Regions from separate parts of the Homo sapiens genome. Here region 1 is linked to region 2. A link is a contact called in ENCODE Hi-C or POLR2A ChIA-PET data. All regions are on one chromosome and are shown on one strand. The core of a region is the stretch at or near the end of the contact, and the rest is flanking DNA. Distances in the headings are between cores, read along the strand shown.

Region 1 (3,271 bases), core at 21-2,520, 310 kb before region 2:
TCCGAGCAGACCCCGACGAGGCCGCGGAAAGGTTCGATCCCCTTAATGTCGACCGGGCCACGCCGGGCGGACGCTAATGTGATCCCGAAAACCACGCGCGGCCGCCACCAAGTCCCCCTCTCCCCGGTGCAGAGAACAAAAACAACAGCTCCCTCCGCAAAACAAACACGAGCTCCCGGTGTGGAGAGGCAGCCGCGGCCCAGGACGAACGGCTTCTGGCCAAAAACATCGGCTGGCCCGAGCCCCCCGCCCGGGGCGCCGCGCAGAGCGGGGTGGGACGTGGGCGCCCCGCGCCCCTGGCCGCTGGCTCCCAGCGCTCGCCCCCATCTTTCCTGGTCGCCGAGAGCCCTCGCTCCAGGCAGCCCAAAGCGCTAAATTTAAACGGCTCGCGCTCTGCAAACTCCGCAGACTCGAGGGCGCCGGGCCCGGGAGGCGGGAGCGGGCGGCCGGGCGGGCCGGGGCTGGCGGAGGGCGGCGGGGCGCGGGCCGGGGTGCGCGGGGAGGAGACGGCGGCGGCGGCCCGCTCGGAGCCTGCACAATGGAGCTCGCGCTCTCCCCGCCGCCGCCGGCATCGCGGCCCCGGCGCGCGGGAAGCCGCTTTCATGTGACTTGCACAAAACGAAATGGCTTCTGGGGCCGGCCCCGAGCCCCCCTCCCGGGAGCCGAGCGCCGCGGCGGGGGCCGCCCCGCCGCTCCAACCGCCTGGCCCCGGCGCCCGCCGCCTCCGGGCCGCCGCGCCAGGTGGGCTACAGGCGCGAGCGCACCTGGGCAGCGGCCGCGGCCCCAGCCTGGCGCAGGTGACCCGGCTCGCGCGCCGCCCGCCCGTCCGCCCGCCCTCGCCAAGTCCCGGGGCCCGCGGCGGGGCTGGGCCGGGGCAGGCGGCCGGGGCGCTGCGCCCCGCGGCTCTCTGGAGCCGCGCTCGGGCTCGGGGCGGCCGGGGAGGCGGCTGGCGGCGGGCGCCTCCGCTTACCATTTGCGCACTTTCTCGATCGCCGCCATGACCCTCTTGATATCATCTTTGGCCCGGCTCCTCGTCTCGGCTCGAACCGACCTGCCCGACATGGTTCCGGCGGGGAGACGGAGGCTGGGGAGCGCGCCCGCCGGGTCCTGCTCGCGCTCCGCGGCGGCCACACTCGCGCCCGCCCGCCGCTCACTCACTCGCGCACAGACACTCGCACTCTCACACGCACACACTCACACACACACACACACACACACACACATACACACACACACAAAGCCCGGGGCCGCCGCGCGCCTGGCCCAGTGCGCAAGCGCCGGGCGGCAGCTGCACAGAGCAGGGGGAGCCGCGCCGCCGCCGCCGCCGGCAGTGCGGCCTCCGGGCGCCGCGGCCACCGGGCAGCGCCCCCGGGCCTCCTGCGCCCCCAGAGGGGACGCCCCGGACGCCCTCCTGGGGAGGTGGCGAAGGGCGCACGGCGACCCCCGGCTCTGGGCGCGCGGTGGGGGCGGGCGTGCGGACACGCGCGCTGACCCTTCCTCGGAGGCTGCAGGTGCCGAGGGGTCCATGGGAGACAGCCGGTCTGCGGGGCGCGGGGGGGTCGCGTTCCCCGGGAGCCAGCCCAGCTGCCCCTGCCCAGCCCCCAGAGCGCGGCGGCGGGTGCAGTCGTGCAAGTTTCTTGCGGGTCTCTTGACTTCTCCGAGTTGAAGGCACCGGTTCGGGACGCGAGGTGCTCTTGGAAAGAGTTGGGCATCGCGCATCTCTGCTGGCCCGCGGCCCTGTTCAAATGCGAGCTAGGACGTCGCCTGCCCCAGGCTTTGTCCTTTTGGAAAACTAGGGTTGTAGGAAGGTGCCTGGTGCCAGGCAGACCACCAGAGACTCTCGACCTTGAGTACTAAAGAGTTTTCTGCTCAGCAAAAGCTCAATGATGATCAGCATCGTAACAGGGACTCTTCCTCCCGCCCCCAGAAGTTCTCTTGTCATAAACAAGGCGAGGGGGTCTTCGCTGAGCTTCACCAGAGGACCACGATTTCACCTTAAGCCATTCCTGACTTCAGTACCAGACTGAGACCAGGCGCTGCTACTGCCCAAATGACCCCTGGTCCCATCTACAAGGAGCACTTTTGAGGCCTCAGAACAGAGCCCCGGGGAGAAATCTGCGATGATCAGGGTAACCTGGGTGCCGCATCTTGCTGTTCAGCTGCAGCGGAACCGGCCGGACCAGAGCTAATGCGCGCCCAGAATGAAGAGGGAGACCGAGAGTGGCCCAAATGTCAGCGCCCCGGGCCTGGAGATGACAGCCCGACAGCAGCCATTTCACAGCTGGGGAAACTGAGTCCTGGGAAAGTTTAAGGTTGCAGCCTTAAGTTGTTACTCATTCTAGACGTTTCCCCTGAGGGTTTGGTCTTTGGGGAACACGCTACTGTGGAAATGGAGAGACCGCAGGCCTTTTCCTAGGCATTTGTTTTTACTATTCTGAAACGCAGTCTCCTGACGTGAAAAATGAAGAAAAGAACAAATACTGGCCGGGCGCGGTGGCTCATGCCTGTAATACCAGCACTTTGGGAGGCCGAGGCGGGTGGATCACTTGAGGTTAAGAGTTCGATACCAGCCTGGCCAACATGGTGGGTGAAACCCCGTCTCTACTAAAAATACAAAAATTAGCCGGGCGCGGTGGTGGGCTCCTGTAATCGCAGCTACTCGGGAGTCTGAGGCAGGAGACTCGCTTGAACCTGGGAGACGGAGGTTGCAGTGAGCAGAGATCCAGCCACTGCACTCCAGCCTGGGAGACAGAGTGAGACCCTGTCTCAGAAAAAAAAAAAAGGCCGGGCGCGGTGGTTCATGCCTGTAATCCCAGCACTTTGGAGGCCGAAGTGGGCAGATCACGAGGTCAGGAGTTCGAGACCAGCCTGGCCAACATGGAGAAACCCTGTCTCTACTAAAAATACAAAAATTAGCTGGGCGTGGTGGTGCAGGCCTGTAATCTGAGCTACGCGGGAGGCTGAGGCAGGAAAATGCTTGAACCTGGGAGGCAGAGGTGCAATGATCATGCCATTGCACTCCAGCCTGGGCAACAGAGCAAAACTGAATCTCAAAAAAACAAAACAAAACAAAATAAAACAAAACAAAACAAAAAAAGAAAGAGAGAAAGAAAAAGAAAAAAAAGAGAAAGAGAAAGAAGGACTTCAGAGAATCGTTCCGAGAATTTTCTGGGAAAATATGCAACAGCAGGTCATAAAACAGATCTCACAGAGATATGTGAGATCAATAGGTATGTGCTTTGGGCCACATGAAACTTTAAAAAAATGTATC
Region 2 (3,317 bases), core at 285-2,784:
CTCTGTCACAAAAACAAAACAAAACAAAACAAAACAAGAAGTGGCTGAGTCTTCTCCGTGGGAGTGGAGCCAAAACAGTCCCCTGAGAACCGGATGGGACCCAGGCCCTAGAAGAGAAGGCATCAACCTACACATGCTGGACAGGTCGAGATGTGTCTAGGTCCCTTCCCCTCTATTCATGCCTGAAAGGGCACCCCCATTCCTGCCCCGGCTCTCCAGCAACCCTCTGTCTATTGATCAGAATCTACAACCACGTGTCTAGAAAGACCCATCAGAGACACCCTTGGCAACCTCCTCTCCCCTCTGCACACTGTAGGAGGCCAACTGAACTGCAGACAAGAGGTACATGGACAGGGACAATGTCACTGCTCCAAATGAGAGGACTGGGGTGATAGTGTGCAATGTAATTTCAGGCAAAGCCAACCCCCCGAAAAACAATCCCGTGACTGGAGAGGGAACAGCCCTGTCTTCAAAAATAGTCACCGAGTCCCTCTTGGTCAACCCCAAGGTTTCCTGAGGCGTCTCTAGTCAACACGGTAGGTAGCTGGGGCCTCTCTGAACCTCTTAGCAGGAACAACTGCTGCCAGGACCGCTCCCCACACCCAGCAGCAATGCCATTCTCTCAGGGGACCCCCGCCTTACACCCGCCCTCACTCCACCCCGTGTAAGGCTCCGGGCCAGAAGGATAGAGCTGGGAGTTTCCCCTATCACTGGGTGAGGCTACTCAGCTGTCCGAACTGACAGATGCTCTCCACGCCAAAATCAGCCTGCAGCAGCGTCAGAGCCCCCAAAGACAGGAAATAGGGGTCCCTAATCCCCAAGCACAACCTAGAGGTTCAAGGTGAACAGCTCTTAAGTACACCTCCCAAAACAGAGCTGCAGGATAGTGCTGCCCCGCCAGAGCACGGGGTGGGAGCTGAGCTACCAAAAGCAGATGGGAGGGGGCGGGGTGAGATCTGGGGAGACCCTGCAGAGGTGGGGGCTGGGCTGTTCTCTTTGAACCACCCCCACAGATGAACACGCCTGGAACTTGCCTCAGAGGCCACAGACCAACTTTCTGCAGCGAAGGGGGTGCGTGGAGCAGAGAGCCAGTGGGAGGGCGGCGGAAGAGGGGGCTGCGACCCGGCGCCCCACGTGGACGAAGAGCTGAAGCGCCGGGTGATGGGAGGGGGCTGGTCCATGCCTCCCGTCCGCCCCCAGGGCCTCTCCGGGGCACTCCCTAGGCCCTGACTGTCCCCACCGCCCGGGCCGGGGGGCTCAGGAAGGGCAAGGCGCTGCACCGCGGGCAGCAGAGTTGCGGGACCAGGTGGCCTGGCCCTACCTGCAGTTCTTGAAATTCTCCCTCCAGCTCGTGCCATTCGCGCTCGCAACGCTCCAGCTGCCCGGACATGATGCGATGGTGCAAGGCGGCGGTGCCGGCGGCTGCTCCCGCAGCGCTGCCCGACCGGCCCCCCAGCGCCCCACGCCCGCGCGCTCGCCGACCGCCCTCGGAGGCACCAGCTGTTCCTGCGCAGCCAGAGCCACGCGCGCAACTGACGTCACGGCCCCGCCCCGGCGCCCGCCCCGCCCCACGCCTGGGAGGCGGGGCCGCGCGTGCGCATGTGCCCCGCCCCGCCCCGCGTGCGGCGTTCCGGACCGGGACATGGCAGGCTCGCAAGGTCTTTCGGGGTCTGTTGCGGCCCCCTTGGCAGTGCCTCTGCGCCTCCAGAATCTGTCTCTTCCAGGAAGAGTTGGGGGACTTGTCTGCAGGTTGCATTTGCAGAGATTATTTGACTTAGATTGTGTGTTTTGGGGGTGTCTAGAGTTTGGGGAAAGGAGATTTGGGGGAGGTGAAATGAAAGCTCACCGGCCCCTGGTCATTGCCTGACTTGAGCCCAGGCCAGCGCCCCGGAAGGCTGGCGCTGACATCGACCATCCAAAAAGGTCGGGGGCCGGGCGGCGCAGCGCAGAGAGGGCACGGTCATTTCACGTTGTCATTATTATGTGCTGCAGCTAATACATCCTAGATTCCTGCCCTCTAACGCTCTGGGTGACGTTCTTAACAGCTGTTTCTGTCGCTCAAGGGACAACCGCCTCCAAGCTGATTAAATCCAGTTCTGTCCCCTCCTCTGCCAAGTCCTGCAAGAACTGCCCCTGCCTAGCTTTCCAGTCCCTTCTATCTCACCGCCCTGGACTCGTACCCTCCAGCCATTGCTTTTTCTCTTCCTGACCTTGCATGGAACTTTCTTCCCTCTAAATCTTCATACGATGTGCCTTTTTTTCATCATTCAGGCCTCAGTTTCAAATGACACCTGTGTTACTTTACTTTTTTATCTTTCTTTTTTCTTCTATTTTTATGGGTGTTTTTTTTTTTTTCTGTCGCCTAGGCTGGAGTGCAGTGGTGTGATCTCAGCTCACTGCAACTTCCGCCTCCCGGAATCAAGTGCGTCTCATACCTCAGCCTCTGGAGTAGCCAGGTTATACCACATCCAGCTAATTTTTGTATTTTTAGTAGAGGCGGGGTTTTGCAGTGTTGGCCAGGCTGCTCTCGAACTCCTGACCTTAAGTAATCCGCCCGACTTGGCCTCCCAAAGTGCTAGGATTACAGGCATGAGCCACCGTGCCCGGCCCCCTGTGTTCGTTGCTAAAGCTGCCATAACCACAACCTGGGTAGTTTAAACAATAGAAATGTATTCTCACCAACGGGGGCAACATAAGGAGACCTTGTTTCTACAAAAAATTTACAGATTAGCTGGGTGTGGTGGCACGCGCCTGTGGTCCCAGCTACTCCGGAGGCTGAGGTCCAAGAATTCCTTGGGCCTGGGAGGTCAAGGCTGCAGTAAGCTATGATTGCACCACTGCACCCCAGCCTGGGTAACAGAGCGAGACCCAGTCTCATAAAGAAAGAAGGAGGCCGGGCGCGGTCGCTCACGCTTGTAATCCCAGCACTTTGGGAGGCTGAGGCAGGAGGATCACCTGAGGTTGGGAGTTCAAGACCAGCCTGACCAACATGGAGAAACCCCATCTCTACTAAAAACACACAAAAAAATTAGCCAGGTGTGGTGGCACATGCCTGTAATCCAGTTACTCAGGAGGCTGATGCAGGAGAATCACTTGAACCAGGGAGGTGGAGGTTGTGGTGAGCTGAGATCGTGCCATTGCACTCCAACCTAGGCAACAAGAGTGAAACTGAGTCTCAAAAAAAAGAGAGAGAGAGGAAGGAAGGGAGGGAAGGAAGGAAAGAAAAAAAGAAAAGAAAGAAATGTATTGTCTCACAGTTCTGGCATCTAGAAATCTGAGAGGAAGGTGTCAGCAAAGCAGTGCTCCCTCTGAAGCTC

What was found. Hi-C counts contacts between places; a loop is a spot of excess contacts on that map. ChIA-PET counts read pairs that join two places held with the same protein, here RNA polymerase II (POLR2A). Pooled maps may share reads with other maps.
Region 1: a loop to region 2 is called in a pooled map, with 4 times the contacts of the local background. The contact joins the promoter of BCL7A here to the promoter of TMEM120B in region 2. A Hi-C loop is called at or near these places in 1 of 168 maps with a recorded cell type or tissue (dorsolateral prefrontal cortex), 2 of 37 single-sample maps with no recorded cell type and 8 of 50 pooled maps. POLR2A ChIA-PET finds 5 or more read pairs at or near these places in 2 of 52 experiments (MCF 10A and PC-9).

Annotation. Positions count from the first base shown.
Region 1 is chr12:122,019,883-122,023,153 of GRCh38, reverse strand. BCL7A (BAF chromatin remodeling complex subunit BCL7A) reads right to left here and starts at 1,270. Exons shown (of 6, transcript NM_001024808.3): 1 at 971-1,270. The coding sequence starts at 1,062. RefSeq lists silencers at 552-711, 862-1,181, 1,312-1,391 and an enhancer at 1-717.
Region 2 is chr12:121,710,969-121,714,285 of GRCh38, reverse strand. It overlaps TMEM120B (transmembrane protein 120B), which reads right to left and starts at 1,534. Exons shown (of 12, transcript NM_001080825.2): 1 at 1,322-1,534. The coding sequence starts at 1,390. RefSeq lists silencers at 1,063-1,192, 1,373-1,422, 1,433-1,692.